Linked DNA regions of Homo sapiens: region 1 is linked to region 2. The links are chromatin loops, found by intact Hi-C in ENCODE. Cell type or tissue: psoas muscle. All regions are shown on one strand. Links, peaks and the distances in the headings refer to the core of each region. The heading gives the core; the rest is flanking DNA. Region 1 overlaps PTK7 (protein tyrosine kinase 7 (inactive)). Region 2 overlaps KLC4 (kinesin light chain 4).

Evidence for each region. Hi-C counts contacts between places; a loop is a spot of excess contacts. Peaks named below come from ENCODE experiments on the same cell type or tissue, not always from the same donor. Only the 100,000 strongest peaks of a DNase experiment are listed, where the experiment ranks them.
Region 1: it touches region 2 in a loop (2.3-fold over the local background); 45 of 110 quality-filtered maps call a loop at or near these places.

The regions. Positions count from the first base shown.
Region 1 is chr6:43,116,747-43,125,382 of GRCh38, forward strand. The region is part of intron 1 of PTK7 (protein tyrosine kinase 7 (inactive)); the gene reads left to right. Among named protein-coding and RNA genes, the nearest start is that of PTK7, 45 kb to the left of the region's middle. RefSeq lists enhancers at 2,437-3,356, 3,357-4,276. In psoas muscle, for the core only: no CTCF peak of the experiment used is centred there; a DNase peak (open chromatin) is centred at 4,415; H3K27ac peaks cover 615 bases.
Region 2 is chr6:43,066,872-43,075,219 of GRCh38, forward strand. It overlaps KLC4 (kinesin light chain 4), which reads left to right. Exons shown (of 16, transcript NM_201521.3): 6 at 125-212; 7 at 3,483-3,584; 8 at 3,821-3,994; 9 at 4,404-4,503; 10 at 4,696-4,748; 11 at 4,981-5,051; 12 at 5,276-5,384; 13 at 5,953-6,093; 14 at 6,352-6,467; 15 at 7,031-7,094; 16 at 7,751-8,222. The coding sequence ends at 7,801. KLC4-AS1 (KLC4 antisense RNA 1) reads right to left here. Exons shown (of 2, transcript XR_002956347.1): 2 at 7,462-8,348. Among named protein-coding and RNA genes, the nearest start is that of KLC4-AS1, 5.2 kb to the right of the region's middle. RefSeq lists enhancers at 3,180-3,474, 4,311-4,811 and a silencer at 3,180-3,474. In psoas muscle, for the core only: a CTCF peak has its summit at 3,296 (motif pointing right); no DNase peak of the experiment used is centred there; H3K27me3 peaks cover 79 bases.

The sequences.
Region 1 (8,636 bases), core at 379-8,378, 50 kb after region 2:
TGATAGAGGCTAGGGCTGGGTGCTGGGGCATGCAGAGGAGAGGCTGTAGACTTCAACTATGTTTTTATTTTTATGTATTTGTTTATTTATTTTTTGAGACTCAGTTTCGCTGTATCGCCCAGGCTGGAGTGCAGTGGTGCGACCTCGACTCACTGCAACCTCCATCTCCTGGGTTCAAGCGATTCTCGTGCTTCAGCCTCCCGAGTAGCTGGGATTATAGGTGCCCGACAGTACACCTGGCTAATTTTTGTATTTTTAATAGGGACGGGGTTTCACCATGTTGCCCAGGCTGGTCTCAAGCTCCTGAACTGAGGTGATCTGCCCACTTCGGCCTCCCAAAGTGCTGGGATTACAATCAGGCGTGAGCCACCATGCCCACCGTAGACTTCAACTATGGACAGCTCTGTTCCGCCACCTGTTTAAAAGAGCATTCATTTGCTTCTCCCCCAGAAAAGCCCAATACATTAATCTACTGGGGAGAAGAGCAGGATGTAGGAGAAGGCCACAGAGAAGGATCCTCAAAACATAGTGCTGAGTATGAACAACGAGTAGGAAGCAGGTGAGAGATCTTGCAGGACCGTTCACATGAGTAAGAAATACCTGCCCGTGGAACACCAATTGCATTTTACAAGAGCACATGCAAACAAAAGGACTCATGTGAAACACAATAGATTGGTTGTGGAGGGAATGTGGGTAACAGGGAATTAATGAGTGAAATGAGAAGCAGCCAGTGTGGCATCACAGAAAGAAGGCAGACTTGGGAGCCAGACAGATCCAGGGGCAGCTCCTGAGCCTGCCATTTACTGGGGCATCCTTGACTCCGATTTCCTTGTCTATAAAATGAGGCTGATGGTGTTGAGAGTTCTCTGGATCAGAAATGTGTCCTCTAGGTCGGGCGCGGTGGTTCACGCCAGTCCCAGTCTGTCCGCCAGGCAGGAGGCAGAGCACTTTGGGAGGCCAAGGTGGGCAGATCACCTGAGATCAGGAGTTCGAGACCAGCCAACATGGTGAAACCCTGTCTCTACTAAAAATACAAAAAATTAGCCAGGCATGGTGACGGGTGCCTGTAATCCTAGCTACTCAGGAGGCTGAGGCAGGAGAGATGCTTGAACCTGGGAGGTGGAGGTTGCAGTGAGCCGAGATCATGCCATTGCACTCCAGCCTGGGCAAAAGAGCAAAACTCTGTCCAAAAAAAAAAACGAAAGAAAAGAAAAGAAATGTGTCCTCTATCAGGCAGAATCCTATGGATTAAAAAAAGAAGAAGAAGAAAAAGGCAGTGTGTCTGTGCACAGGATCTAGCAAGAAGTGGGCAGTCAGAGGAACTAGGGCAGCCAGAAGCAGGTGGTCAGATGGGCCTTTTTTTTTTTTTTTTTTTTGAGGGTGGAACTGTTTCTCTCTGTGATTCAATACAGTGGTCACCAGCCACCTATGGCCCCTGAGCACTGGAAGTGTGGCTAGTGTGACCGAGGAAATGAATTTTCAATTTTACTTCATTTAAATTAAATTTAGGCCGGGCGCGTTGGCTCATGCCTGTAATCCCAGTACTTTGGGAGGCCGAGGTGGGTGGATCACCTGAGGTCAGGAGTTCGAGACCAGTCTGGCCAACATGGTGAAACCCCGTCTCTACTAAAAATACAAAAATTAGCTGGGCGTGGTGGCGGGCACCTGTAATCCCAGCTACTTGGGGGCTGAGGCGGCAGAATTGCTTGAACTCAGGAGGCGGGGGTTGCAGTGAGCTGAGATTGCACCACTGCACTCCAGCCTGGATGACAGAGTGAGACTCTGTCTTGAAATAAATAAATAAATAAATTTAAATAGCCTCATGTCGCTAGGGCTGTCATATTGGACAGAGCAGGTTTAAGGAATATTTTAACCTCTCTCTCTCTCTCTCTCTCTCTCTCTCTCTCTCTCTCTATATATATATATATATATATATATATATGTATATATGTATATATGTCTGTATATATACGTATATACATATATGTATATATGTGTGTGTATGTGTGTGTGTGTGTGTGTGTGTGTATAATTTTTTTTTTTTTGAGACAGGGTCTTGCTCTGTCACCCAGGCTGCAGTGACGTGATCTTGGCTCACTGCAACCTCCACCTCCCGGGTTCAAGCCATCCTCTCACTTCAGCCTCCCAAGTAGCTGGGACGACAGGTGGGCGCCACCACATTTGGCTTATTTTTTGTAGAGATGGGGTTTCATTATGTTGCCCAGGCTGGTCTCAAACTCCTGGGCTCAAGTGATCCTTCTACCTCGGCTTCCCAAAGTGTTGAGATTACAGGTATAAGCCACCACAACCAGGCTATTTTAACTTCTTAGAAGCCAGAGAAGATTTTCCTTATTGTATGGGATTGAGGCCACCTATCCCCAAGGGTAGGGTGGGTGAGGCAGGGTTGGGTGCAGGCAGGGTGTAAAGGGCGTCCTCCTCACCACCAGGAATTTGGGGTGAACTGCTGTGGCCACTCTGACCAGGTCTGCAGGCTGTGCTTCTCAGCCTGGATTATTAGTCTCCTAGGCGGGAGACAGAGATGGGTGAAAAAGGCTCGTAAATTGGAATTTATCAGAGTTTTCTGAGCCTGTTTAGAAAATTAATCATTAAACTAAGGCTACAACCAGTCCAAGGTAGTGGTCCTGGCCTGTCTAGTTCACCCCCTGCTTCTGCGGGAAGGACCATGGGAAGCTGGCTCCCAGGCTCCACCCTGGCACTGTTCTCCATGGTGGACTCTGAAGGATCCTGCACATTGGAACCCCTGGGAGTCAGAGACCTGGAAGCACTTTGGGTCCGAACCCCTCCAGTGAATGGCTGTTGAGCCCACAGCAAATCTCTTCCCATCTTCCCTGGGTGATCAGGGGCTGGACTTCTTGTCCTCTTGGATCACTGGGAGCACTGGCTGAGCACCACAGAGGTCTTCCTGAGGCTGAGCTCGTGGCATATTTCCCAGTCTCCTGTTCCAGCAGCCCTGTTGCCTTCCCTGGGATGTATATTATTTCTGCAGGCTCCTCACTGGCGTCTTCAGGAGACAGCTGGCTGCTGTCTGTCCCTCTCCTCTTGGGGCCAAGAATGGATTTGGGGCCAGATCCGTTCCCAGACATGGAGAGTGCTGAGAACTTGTGGTTCCCCTTGGCAATTCTGTTCCAGGTCCTCCTTCCTGCATTCACCTTTGGAAGGGGTCTGCTTAGTCCGAGAGCTTTTGAGTCCTGGGTTCCACGGTTCCTTAGAATTTCTGGGGTTTTTAACTTTCCTGAAAAATAGGCAGACTTTTGTGTGTCTATACTTAATGTGAATTTCATTTAAATATCATAGGGAGGGACTGTAGGCTGATAAAGCGTTACTAAAATTGGTTTCAAGGCTACCATCTTCCAAGTGAGAAAACTGAGACTCAGAGAGGAAAATTAAGTTGGCCAAGATGGATAAATGTAGATGTAGGACAATATTTCAGGTCAAATGGACACTTGAGTGACTTCATTCCCCCACGCGTGCTCTCAGGGTATTTACTGCGTGTCCCAGGCACCAGGGGGGCACAGATGTCTCACACTGGGCACAAATGTCTGCCCTTCCCTCCAGCTTACTAGCTTGGGGGATAAAGCTCTCAGTCACAGCAGAGGCAAGAGTGATGGGGTATCCCAGGCAATGAGATTTCAGTGCAAGTGTGTGGCCAAGGCAGGAGATGGCAGAGGCAGGTCTCCCGGGGAGGCTGCACGGGGCTGCGCCGAGGAACAGAGCAGCTCATCAGAATGATGCTGGATCCCTGTTTGCAGCCCCCAGCTGCCTCAGACCCCACACACCTGCTGTTTGTTAGGTCACTCTTAATCCCTCCCAGGCCTGGTGCTGCATTTACTAAGTGGGCTCTGAGGATTGGCTGTGCGGATGGTGAGTGGGGGAGATTCTGGGGAATGGGCCCCCGTTTCTGTAACTACCTCTGTGATTCATTGCAGCCAGTCCAATGTTAGGTCTTGGTGACTGTTCAGTTGCATGCTGTCATTTCTGTAATTTTACAGATAGGACTGCCTGGGAGGAGGTGGCGATTGACCAGGGTCACCCTCATTAGTGACTGTATCAAACCAGAACCCAGGTTTCCCTAACTTATGTTCCTTCCATCTCATCACACCACCTCACTCCAGCTGCATTTTTCATTCATTGCTACTTCCTAAGAGACTCCACAGCCAATAAAGGGTCACTAAGGGCAAGAGGCATGTACTGGGTATAGCCCTTCCAGCCCCAGAAGAAGATGGGCGGGGTCCAGGTTCTGATGGTGACCCCTGGCTGGGGAGCACCTTACGTCATGTGCCATGTTTCTGTTTTTTTTTTTTTTTTTTTTGACTATGTTGCTCAGGCGGAACTCCTGGCCTCAAGGGATCCTCTTGCCTCATCCTCCCAAGTTGCTGGGATTACAGGCGCTGTGCCTGACTCAGCTGGCTGGCATTCTTGTCTCTCCATGCTTGGATACCATGTGATGCCGGACCCAAGGCCTTACTCCTGCCATTAGAGGTTAATCTGCCCCCTCCAGGGCCTCCTGGGAGTGGGACAGGCAAGTCTGAGTTTCGGTTTTCACCGGAGATGTAAGAGCTGGCCTGCTAAATTGTTTCTGCCCCAGTCCTTGGTGATCCTGTTCTGTTTCTCTAATCTGGATGTGGGAACCTCTCCAGATACTGATATTAAGTCCCAGGATAGGAAAACTCAGCAGGGTCCCTGGCTCTGCTCCCTCTTGCTCTGCTTAGGGCAAGGTCTGGGATGGATTTTGGAGGGCTCCTGTTGGTGAACCTGGGACCTTTTGTAGACCCTGGGAAGACAGAAGGGGAGCAGAATTTTGTGCTCTGCAGCTCACTGGGTCTTGGAGTCAGCTTGTCCATCTTCAGTGACTTCTGAACCCTTATGCTCTGGGCTCACCATCAGACAGTCTGGGTTGCTTGCACTGAAACCACATACAGTGTACTGGTGGTAGTCGGGGGAGACATTCTAAATCCTCAGAGTCACAAATAGCCCTGCAGCATTTTGTGTTTCTGCCAACCTGGGTAAAAGGGAGATGACTGGACTTACTGTTCACTCAAATGAGTTATTCCTGTAGTGATTGAGACTGTTCTTCAAAACGTTACAAATGTGGCCAGGCATGGTGGCTCATGCCTGTAATCCTAGCACTTTGGGAGGCTGAGGCAGGAGGATCACTTCAGCCCAGAAGTTCAGTACCAGCCTGGGCAACCTAGGGGGACCCCAATTCTACAAAAACAATTTGAAAATTAGCTGGGCATGCAGGCACGTGCCTGTGGCCCCAGCTACTCAGGAGGCTGAGGTGGGAGAATTGCTTGGGCCTCGGAGGTTGAGGCTGCAGTGAGCCGTGCTTGCATCACTGCACTTCAGTGTGGGGCGACAGAATGAGACCCTATTTCAAAAAGAAAAAAAATGTCTCTGGGCCACACACATTTGGGGTGGCTCAAGAGCAGTCCAGAGTTATCAGTCAGATCTTTAAGGTATGAGGTCTGCAGTACAGTGCACTGGGCCCTGGGGGAGGATTAGGTAGGCTATTCAGGGGTTGGGGAGGCACCCTGGGCCCTCTGGCTTGGCCTTCAGAGTTTCCAAGTGGTGGGGACTTGAGAGGAAGTTTGTCCTCTGTGGGTCAGGGAGCCCCGGGGCTGCTCCTCCCCTGGAACATTTATGCTTCTCAGGTTGAGGGCTGCTTCTCCTGGCCTGTGGCCTGGCGCTGTCTCCCTACACTGGGAAGCTGGCAAACCTCTCCCTTGGGGGTCTATGTATGCCCTACAGGAGCCACCCACCTTGACCTGGACTCTAGGGGCCATCTGGCATTCGGGATATTCCCTACAGGGACCCAGGCCGTGGAGCCGGGGACTGAATCTTTTTTTTTTTTTTTTTTTGAGATGGATCTTGCTCTGTCACCCAGGCTGGAGTGCAGTGGCATGATCTCGGCTCACTGCAACCTCTGTCTCCCTGGTTCAAGCGATTCTCCTGTCTCGGCCGCCCAAGTAGCTGGGATTATAGGCACGCGCCACCATGCCCAGCTAATTTTTGTATTTTTAGTAGATATGGGGTTTCATCATGTTGGCCAGGCTGGTCTCGAACTCCTGACCTTGAGTGGTCTACCTGCCTTGGACTCCCAAAGTGTTGGGATTACAGGCATGAGCCACCGCACCCGGCCAAAGGACTGAGTCTTTAGTGTGGTGCTGGTGTGGAAGTGTCAGACACATATGTGTGGCTGATTGACTTGGGGTGTGGGAGATCCTGCAATTATTCACACAGTCATGCTCCACCATGCAAAATCCCCATGCCTCTGTGGAGCACACTCCTGGAGGACTTCTGGGCCGGTAGCATCAAGCTCCCCACTCAGCCAGGGTCTTTCTATCTCAGCCTGGTCCTGAGACATCTGACGGATGGCGTTTTCTTTTACCATGTTGGCCAAGCTGGTCTCAAACTCCTGATCTTGTGATCCGCCCGCCTTGGCCTCCCAAAGTGCTGGGATTACAGGCGTGAGTCACTGCGCCTGGCCGGATGGAATTTTCTTTAATGAGAGAGAGAAGTTGATTGATAGAATCAAACAGTGATGTGTGGCAGATTCTGAGGCCTATATAGGTCCTGGGGGTGTTTTTCCTAAACCAGGAGTTCTAGCTCCTGAGAGATGGGTAGTTGAGTGGCCCAGATGGATCCTTGGATTGAAGCAGCCAAAATTACTTAGAGTGGGAGTGCCTAGGAAAAACTTCCTGCTGCTCCCTGCTCTCTGTAACAATTGTGTTTACACATATGTGTGTGTATACACGCACACATATGCACACATGGGCTGGCTGGGCCTGAGCCCAGAGAGCAACACGGAGGGTGGGCACCAGACCAGATGCTGGCGGGGGTGGGGGTGGAGGGCAGGCACGGGAGACGCAGGCAGAGTGAGTGTCTGCATATAGATGGCTGTTAGGGAGCCAAGGAAATGGCTTGGAAAATGTCCTTATTGGGTGTTTGCAGCTCCGGCTTTGTTGGGGTCGGCGCCTGGTGTGGGCAGATGGCCCTGTCTGCCTGTTGTTGCTGAGGGCTTCTTGCCTGCTGAGCCCGGTACGGCAGGCTCATACCGGGGAAGCAGCACCCTCTGCGTTTTGTGCCGTGTGTGGGCTTTGTGAATGTGAACCCGTTAGCCCTTACTCAGGTGGGGTGGTGGCCGCTGTCCCCATTTCACGGCAAAGAAGGGTGCAGAGGCCACACTAAGGTAGCGTCACTAGGGAGCAGCGGAGGCAGGGCTGTTTGGCAGCAGCAAAGCTGCACATGGAGCTGGCTGCCTCCGGGGTCACGTGGCCTGCATCTCCATGGGGGCTTGTGTGCAGTGGAGGGGGTTGCATGGCATGGCCCGGTGGCAAAAGAGGAGGCAGCCTCGGGAAGCCCAGGACCTTTCCCAGACCACAGTCCTGGGGGCATACTCAAGTCAGGGGGCGGGGACAGGAATGTGCTGGTGACTACATCACCTTGAGGCAGGTACCACCTCAATCCCGAACCGCCTGCCTTCTTCTCTGTCATTGCTGTCCTCCATTTCTTGTTATCAGCAAAGCTTCTGACAAAGCAAAAGTAGAGTCCCTTACTTCCCAGCTCCTTTCTTGGAGTCTGACCTTTCTGCCAGGTCTCCTTTGTCTGCTTCCCCAAAACAAAACAGCGGACCAAAGCCAGGCACAGTGGCTCATGCCTATAATCCCAGCAGTTTGGAAGCCGAGGTGGGAGGATCGCTTGAGCTAAGGATTTCAAGACCAGCCTGGGCAACATGGCAAAACCCTGTCTCTATAAAAAACTAGCTGGGCATGGTGGCACATGCTTGAGGTCCCAGCTACCTAGGAGGCCGAGGTGGGAGGATCACTTGAGCCCTGGAGGTCAAGGCTGCAGTGAGCCGTGATGGCACCACTGTACTCCAGCCTGGGCAACAGAGTGAGACCCTATCTCAAAAATAGCCCAACAACAAACAACAGGCCAACGTCCCCCGCTGCAAGCTGGGCAGATGGCCAGGCTGGGCACACCACAGACTGTCTTCTGAGCAAACATGGGTGCCGCAGCACTGGGCCAACCTGAATAAAGAGCCTCATGGTTGAGGTGCGTATAGCAGGGGCTGGGGGCTTGGAGCAGACCTGGGAGCTGCATTCTCTGCCTTTTGAAACATCTGCTGGGCGGGGTGGCTCACGCCTGTAATCCCAGCACTTTGGGAGGCCGAGGCGGGTGGATCACCTGAGGTTGGGAGTTCGAGACCAGCCTGACCAACATGGAGAAACTCAGTCTCTACTAAAAATACAAAATTAGCTGGGCGTGGTAGCTCATGCCAGTAATTCCAGCTAGTTGGGAGGCTGAGACAGGAGAATCGCTTGATCCCGGGAAGCGGAGGTTGCCGTGAGCTGAGATTGTGCCATTGCATTCCAGCCTGGGCAACAAGAACGAAAACTCTGTCTCAAAAAACAAAAAAAAGAAAAAAGAAACATCTAAAGTCTGTCCCAGCCAAGCACTAACCAGGACCTTCTGTGAGCTGACGTCAGGACAGAGGCCCCCTCGGGGCCAGCTTTGATGTTTCCCAGGCCCAGTCGTTGGGGCACAGGGGGCTCTGAGTGGCAGTCTGGGAATGCAGCATCTCTCACCACAGCTATGGAGCAGTCCAGTCCCAG
Region 2 (8,348 bases), core at 1-8,000:
CAGGCTTCCTGTCTCCTCATGGAGGTCTCCAATCCTTAAATGTACTCAGTCCTTCCAAAGGGAAGGAGGGAAGGAGAAGGCTTGCGGGTTCAGGGTAACTCCTGTCACTTTTGTCTTCTTCCAGTGACCAGAATAAGTATAAGGAAGCTGCCCACCTGCTGAATGATGCCCTTAGCATCCGGGAGAGCACCTTGGGACCTGACCATCCTGCTGTCAGTATTCCTTGCCCTCCCCACCCCACGCCCCGCACCCCCCACCATTGCTGTTTTGGCCTCTCTTAGCTCATCCATCTGCTGCCCTCAGTCCACTCACTAAGGGTGCTGAGGAAGGAGGCATAAGAAGTCCTTTCTTCCAGGCACTGTCCAGTGATCCTAATGATTCTCAATTCTCTGAGACTCAGTGACTCCTTTTTATAACAAATATTTTGCTTGAATTTAATTAATAGATAAGTCATAGGTAAATCCACATATGATTTCTACAAAACTTAATATGCTACTCTAATAAATATAAAAGAAAAACAAGAAAAGTAATTTGTAAGGACAATATATACAATGTAATATAATAAGGTAAAAATACAAAACAACAGTAGTTGTATTGAGTACAACTTTGTTAAAAGAAATAGCAAAGTGGCCTGGGCACAGTGGCTCACGAGTGTAATCCCAGCACTAATCCCAGCACTTTGGGAGGCTGAGGAGGGTGGATCACGAGGTCAGGAGATCGAGACCATCCTGGCTAACATGGTGAAACCCCATCTCTACTAAAAAAAATACAAAAAATGCCGGGCGTGGTGGCGGGCGCCTGTAGTCCTAGCTACTCGGGAGGCTAAGGCAGGAGAATGGCGTGAACCCGGGAGGCGGAGCTTGCAGTGAGCTGAGATCGTGCCATTGCACTCCAGCCAGGGTGACAGAGCGAGACTCCGTCTCAAAAAAAAAAAAAAAAAATGAAAATATAGGTGGACAGGCCGGGCGCGGTGGCTCACGCCTGTAATCCCAGCACTTTGGGAGGCCGAGGCGGGCGGATCACGAGGTCAGGAGATCGAGACCATCCTGGCTAAAACGGTGAAACCCCGTCTCTACTAAAAATACAAAAAATTAGCCGGGCGTAGTGGCGGGCGCCTGTAGTCCCAGCTGCTTGGGAGGCTGAGGCAGGAGAATGGCGTGAACCCGGGAGGCGGAGCTTGCAGTGAGCCGAGATCCCGCCACTGCACTCCAGCCTGGGCGACAGAGCGAGACTCCGTCTCAAAAAAAAAAAAAAAAAAAAAAAAAAAAGAAAATATAGGTGGACACTTTATTAAAGTACAGTATTATAAGAAATCACAAGGGTCGGGCACAGTGGCTCATGCCTGTAATCCCAGCACTTTGGGAGGCCAAGGTGGGCAAATCACGAGGTCAGGAGTTCAAGACCATCCTGGCCAACATGGTGAAACCCCGTCTCTACTAAAAATACAAAAATTAGCCGGGCGTGGTGGGGGGCACTTGTAATCCCAGCTACTCAGGAGGCTGAGGCAGGAGAATCACTCGAAACCAGAAGGTGGAGGTTGCAGTGAGGTGAGATCGCGCCTCTACACTCCAGCCTGGGCAGCAAGAGCAAAACTCTGTCTCAAAAAAAAAGAAAATAAATGACAGACCAGATTTATTTGTGTATAAGAGGAAGAGACTGGGCTTGGTGGCTCACGCCTGTAATCCCACCACTTTGGGAGGCCAAGGCAGGTCGATCACCTGAGGTCAGGAGTTTGAGACCATCCTGGCCAACATGGTAAAACCCCGTCTCTACTAAAAAAAAAATATAAAATTAGCCAGGCATGGTGGCATATGCCTGTAATCCCAACTATTTGGAGACTGAGGCAGGAGAATCATTTGAATCCGGGGGTTGGTGGTTGCAGCGAGCCGAGATCGCACCACTGCACTCCAGCCTGGGCAACAGAGCAAGACTCTGTCTCAACAAAATAAGAAGCGGCCCAGCGCTGTGGCTCACTCCTGTAATTTCAGCACTTTGGGAGGCCGAGGTGGTCGGATCACCTGAGGTCAGGAGTTTGAGACCAGCCTGACCAACAAGGTGAAACCCTGTCTCTACTAATAATACAAAAATTAGCCAGTTGTGGTGGCATGCACCTGTAGTCCCAGGTACTCGGGAGGCTGAGACAGGAGAATTGCTTGAACCCAGGAGGCTGAGGTTGCAGTGAGCCAAGATCGCACCATTGCACTTCAACCTGGGTGATGGGGTGAGACTTCATCTTAAAATAAATAAATAAATAAATAAATATAAATAAAAGGAAAGAGAGAAACAACCTTAAGTAGAGATATCACGCCAAGGCAAATGATAGAGTTGTCAATGTACAGAAAATGAAAAATGAAAAGTTTGTTTGTTTTGTTTTGTTTTGTTTTGTTTTTTGAGATGGAGTTTCGCAGTGTCACCCAGCCTATAGTGCAGTGGTACAATCTGGGTTCACTGTAATCTCTGCCTCCCAGGCTCAAGTGATCCTCCTGCCTCAGCCTCCCAAGTAGCTGGGATTACAGGTACGTGCTACCACGCCAGGCTAATTTTTGTATTTTTAGTAGAGATGGGTTTTCACCATGTTGGTCAGGCTGGTCTTGAACTCCTGACCTCAAGTGATCCACCTACCTCAGCCTTCCAAACTGCTGGGATTACAGGTGTGAGCCACCACACCCAGCTGAAAAGTTATTTATTTTTTGTTGAGATAGAGTTTCACTCTTGTTGCCAGGCTAGAGTGCAACATGGCACGATCTTGGCTCACTACAACCTCCACCTCCCGGGTTCAAGCAATTCTCCTGCCTCAGCCTCCCGAGTAGCTGGGATTACAGACATGCCACTACGCCTGGCTAATTTTGTACTTTTAGTAGAGACGGGGTTTCTCCATGTTGGTCAGGCTGGTCTCGAACTCCTGACCTCAGGTGATCCGCCCACCTCGGCCTCCCAAAGTGCTGGGATTACAGGCGTGAGCCACTGCGTCCAGCCAAAAAGCTATTTTTGAATGTGATCTGTGTGAAAATAATTCCCTATGGTATGACATATGATAGGCAGGGATGATGTATCTCAGAAATCATACTCCTGTCTTGATATCCCATCAAATATCAATGTTTACATTTAGCGTTTGGATGTCTGGCAGGACATTAAAAAATTGGCAGAGCTGTCCCACACATGCAGAACATCTATAGCGTTCTTGCCTCCTCAAAGGTAATCTTCATGGTGACAACAACAACAACAAAAAAAAAAAAAAAAGAAAGAAAAAAAACACCTCCAGAAATTTCTTAAAATCCCCTAGAGGGCGATACTGTCCCTTAGCCTCAGAGCCATCCTGTTCAGCAATTTCCCCTCCCTTCAGCCCCTGGCTCCAGGGTAGTAGACTTTGTCTCTTAGAGTTGTGCAGTGAGTGTTGGGCCCTGCTGGGAGGTGGGGAACCTCAGATTCCCATAGGTCTTTTGCAACCCAAATGTCTGATGGGGACAGGCCTGTCTTCATAGGTGGCTGCCACACTCAACAATTTGGCTGTGCTCTATGGCAAAAGGGGCAAGTACAAGGAGGCAGAGCCTCTGTGCCAGCGGGCACTGGAGATTCGAGAAAAGGTACCCATGCCCTCTCTCCCTTCTTCTCTTGTCGCTGTGACCCTTCTCTACATGGCTCCTCTGGTCTAACCCTCCTCCTTCACTTTTTTTTTCTCACCCCCATCTCTGCTTTGTTCTCTCTTCCTTCATTCCCTTTCCTCTGCTTTCCACATGTGTGTGCCTACATGCAAACACACGTGTGCTTGTGCACACACATGTTATCATAGCCATTTATCCACTCCTTTGTTCCCTTTCAGGTCCTGGGCACGAATCATCCAGATGTGGCAAAACAGCTGAACAACCTGGCCCTCTTGTGCCAAAACCAGGGCAAGTATGAGGCCGTGGAACGCTACTACCAGCGAGCACTGGCCATCTACGAGGGGCAGCTGGGGCCGGACAACCCTAATGTAGCCCGGACCAAGAACAACCTGGTATGGGAGGAGGGACAAAGTAGGTGGAAGAAACGGAGAGGGGGGCACAGAGGTGGGGGGAGGGGGGGCAGGCGGAGAGGCCACTTGGGTCCTAGAGTCAGGAAGCATCACAGTCTGGCACACTGCTCTCATCAACTTTGTGCTCATGTCTGGGGCTGCCTTTGCGGATGAAGGATCTGCTTCATTCCAGTTATAGAAGTTCCACAGCTTCTTGGGAGTGGGCTGGGAATACCCTTGACCCTACACCTGGAGAAGGAGGTGTGAGAAAGATCTCTGGGGAAAGTGAGAGAGACACTGAGAAGTGGAACTCCCTGAGCCTGGTGAAGACCTTGTCTAAAAAAAAAAAAAAAAAAAAGACCTTGCCTCCCTCCATGTTTTGTTCCTGTATTTTTGCCTTTCTGTCCTCCAGGCTTCCTGTTACCTGAAACAGGGCAAATATGCTGAGGCTGAGACACTATACAAAGAGATCCTGACCCGTGCCCATGTACAGGAGTTTGGGTCTGTGGATGGTGAGTGGTGAGGGCCTGGGGAAGGGGCTGTGGGGAAGAAAAGAAATTCAGACCAAAGGTCGGGGGTTAGGCCACAGCGGTTCCCAGGGGGAGCCAGACCCCTTCAGTCCAGCCTGTCAGCCTCTGGGTCCTGGCTCTCCGACACTGTCTAGCTCCCATCTCTAACCTCCCCACCCCATGTATCACCCCTAGATGACCACAAGCCCATCTGGATGCATGCAGAGGAGCGGGAGGAAATGAGCAAAGTGAGTGGGGGGAAGGGGGGCCAGCCTGGGGAGCTCAAGGCTACCGGGGTCTCTGTCTTACTCCTTGCATTAGCCCAACTCTCACTTCCCATCCCAGCACCAGCCCCAGATGCATGGTGTCCTCCCCAGCCCAGCCTGCACCCTAGCCCCATGCCACCTTGCATCTCAGCATCTCTGTATTCTTATATTTGGCTCTCCCTGCCCTTCTTTCTGGCCTCTCTCTGTCCTGCAGAGCCGGCACCATGAGGGTGGGACACCCTATGCTGAGTATGGAGGCTGGTACAAGGCCTGCAAAGTGAGCAGGTGAGCTGACAGTGAAAAGCCAGCTTGGCCTCCGATGCCCTCCATCCAGTCCCTGCTCCCAGCCTCCCAGACCTTTTCCCTTCCTCCCGTAGACTTTCCCTCAGCTTTAGCTCTGTTCCCTCTCCTATTTTCTTATTTTTTTTCCTCTTGTCTTGCTTGGAAGACAAATGTTTTGTTTTCTGAACTCATTCTCTCTTCCTTCTCTGGTCTCTTTCTCACCACAGCCCCACAGTGAACACTACTCTGAGAAACCTGGGAGCTCTGTATAGGCGCCAGGGAAAGCTGGAGGCTGCTGAGACCCTGGAGGAATGTGCCCTGCGGTCCCGGAGACAGGTCAGAAGCCCAGAGGGGAAGGAGGTCCTAGAGGGAAGGGCCCTGGGGATGAGAGAGTGCCGAGGTTTCTTGGGAGTCTCCTAAGAATAAGCGGAAAGGCTGATGAAGCCAGGAGGGAGAGGAAAGTGAGGCAGTGTTGTGATTGTGGTTGTTTTTAAGCATGTTCTTACCCCCCACCTGCATTTTGTGGTCAGGACTCTAGTTTCAAGATTCACTAAATGGGGATATGAAGGAGAAACCCTGCCCTTTCATAAGGAGGGGACCTGGGTGGTATGGGTGAGAGGAGTGAGGTTGGGGAGAGCCTAAATCAAGAATTTCTTAGATTGTGGGTCTCAATAGTAGGTTGTGAAATCAATTCAGTATGGGCCATGGGGATAAAAATATATACAGATCTATATATAGCAATGCATTGCAAATAGAAAAGGTAAGTATTATTCCAGTAGGTATAAACTGAGACATCACAAGGAAAAATGTTTTCCTTCCAGTGGCTGATGGTGAAAAAAATTTGAAAGCCCCATCCTGAGGAGTTAAGGAGTAGGAAGTCCCAGGTCCTTCCTTTTCCTTCCAGGGCACTGACCCTATCAGCCAGACGAAGGTGGCAGAGCTGCTTGGGGAGAGTGATGGTAGAAGGACCTCCCAGGAGGGCCCTGGAGACAGTGTGAAATTCGAGGGAGGTGAAGATGCTTCTGTGGCTGTGGAGTGGTCCGGGGTAAGTCTGATCATTGCCTTTTCATCTCTCCTGCCCACTCCTGCTGGTGGTGGTGAGAGGCTCTTGGCCATGCTGTCCCAGTCTAGGTAGTGTATTCCTTCAGGGGTATCTCTGGGAGCCAGTTTTTGACAGGACTTTTATTTCCAGTCACTGGGCCTTGGGGGTGGGGGATGTGTGCAGAATAAATGCTAGGAGTAGACTCAGAAACCCATCTGTGTGGGATCCTTGTAGCTTTCATTGCTCACTCCTTTCTGCCAGGATGGCAGTGGGACCCTGCAGAGGAGTGGCTCTCTTGGCAAGATCCGGGATGTGCTCCGCAGAAGCAGTGAACTCTTGGTGAGGAAGCTCCAGGGGACTGAGCCTCGGCCCTCCAGGTATACATGGAAGTCAAGATACAGTAAAGTGGCCGGGTGCAGTGGCTCACGCCTGTAATCCCAGCACTTTGGGAGGCCGAGGCGGGTGGATCACCTGAGGTCAGGAGTTTGAGACCAGCCTGGCCAACAAGGTGAAACTCTCTCCTAAAAATACAAAAATTAGTCGGGTGTGGTGGCAGGTGCCTGTAATCTCAGCTACTTGGGAGGCTGAGGCAGGAGAATTGCTGGAACCCAGGAGGCAGAGGTTGCAGGGAGCCAAGATCATGCCATTGCACTCCAGCCCAGGCGACAACAGCGAGACTCCGTCTCAAAAAAAAAAAGAAAAAAAAAAAAGATATGGTAAAGCAGGCAAGTAAAGTAAGCCCTTGCCTCCAACTCCTCTTGGCTCCTGATCTCTGGAGAAGTATCTCGGAGAGAAACAGGGAGGAAGTCAACGGGCCAGCCATGGAGAGAGAGTTTGGGTAGAATGGGTGCCCCAGTGTGGCAGTGCTCAAGAGGCCCACAGCCTTAAGGCCACTCAGGAGGAAGAGAGGAGGCCTCAATTCTTCCGTTTTCCATTGTAGCAGCAACATGAAGCGAGCAGCCTCCTTGAACTATCTGAACCAACCTAGTGCAGCACCCCTCCAGGTGAGAGCAGTGCTTGTGAGCATATTGGTGGGTGAGGAAAAAAGGACAGCCAGTGAGCAAGCCCAGTGGAGTAAGGGAAGAGGGAAGGGAGAGGAGTCATCTGGGATGAAGATGAGCCAGGGGATTGCAGTCATTAAGGAATCAGGCAGATAGCTTGTGGTGAGTGCTGACCACCAAGGGACAGTTTCAGGCCAGACATAGTAGCAAATAAGTTAATAAGGAGGGAAATAGGAATATTCTGTAAACTGGTACTTTGGAATTATGAATAATTTAAGAATTATTTGGAGATACGAATTATTTTTTCATCCTGCAGCCGCCTTAGTAGTAGATGAGAATGGAAAAAGAAAAGTATTAAATAATCCCCATCTGAGAAAACACTAGTGATATTTTAATGGCAAATGACTTCTTGTATCAACACACAAGTATATGCCAGTATTCATGTGGTTCTTCCAGGTAGCTTCTCCACCAGATTGTGGCCTTCTGGAAAACCCTAGCAGAGGCTAAACAAAGTCCCAGGTCCAGAGATAGACTGGTCCAGAGACAGATGTGATCCTAGGTCCAGAGATACACTGTGACCATGGGATGGATGGACTCTAGGAGCCAGTCTTTGGGAGGCCGAGGTCCCTGAGCTGATGGGGTAGTGTTGTCTGTTTCAGGTCTCCCGGGGCCTCAGTGCCAGCACCATGGACCTCTCTTCAAGCAGCTGACATTCAACCCGGCCCCCAGGTCTGCTGGGTCCCCCCACCCCCACAGCCCTCACAGCATTCCCCATTGCTCCTGGCTCTTCCCCACCCCTAGGTGGGACAGTGAAGGGGAGCAGTTTAACCAGAAGATTGCTGCTGCCCTTAGGGTCTCAGCTCCCTCCTCAGGAATCCCTCTTAGGAAGGACCCTCAGGACACCCTCTCTGCACCCTGTGGTCCTCTAGAGTAGCTAGCTCTGAGGCCCCAAGGTGGGTACAAAGCAGGTATGGCCCTCAGAGATGCAGCCTGCTGCTGGCTTTTCAGTCAGAGGGTTGGGGGCTGGCCAGCCAAGCTGCCTTGCCCTGGCCGCTCTTACTCCCTCCCTCTGCTGTCTCACTTCAGGTCCATGTATTTCACTTTTCTTAAATAAAAGAATCAGGTAACCTTTCTGTGACTTGAGTCCTGATTGAAGAGGGTATGAAGCAGGGCTTGTGTTGGGGCCCTTCACAGAAGGTGAGGGGCAGTGATGGATGGAGCAGCAGGAGGAGTGTTGATTCTTGGATCTCTCCTCTC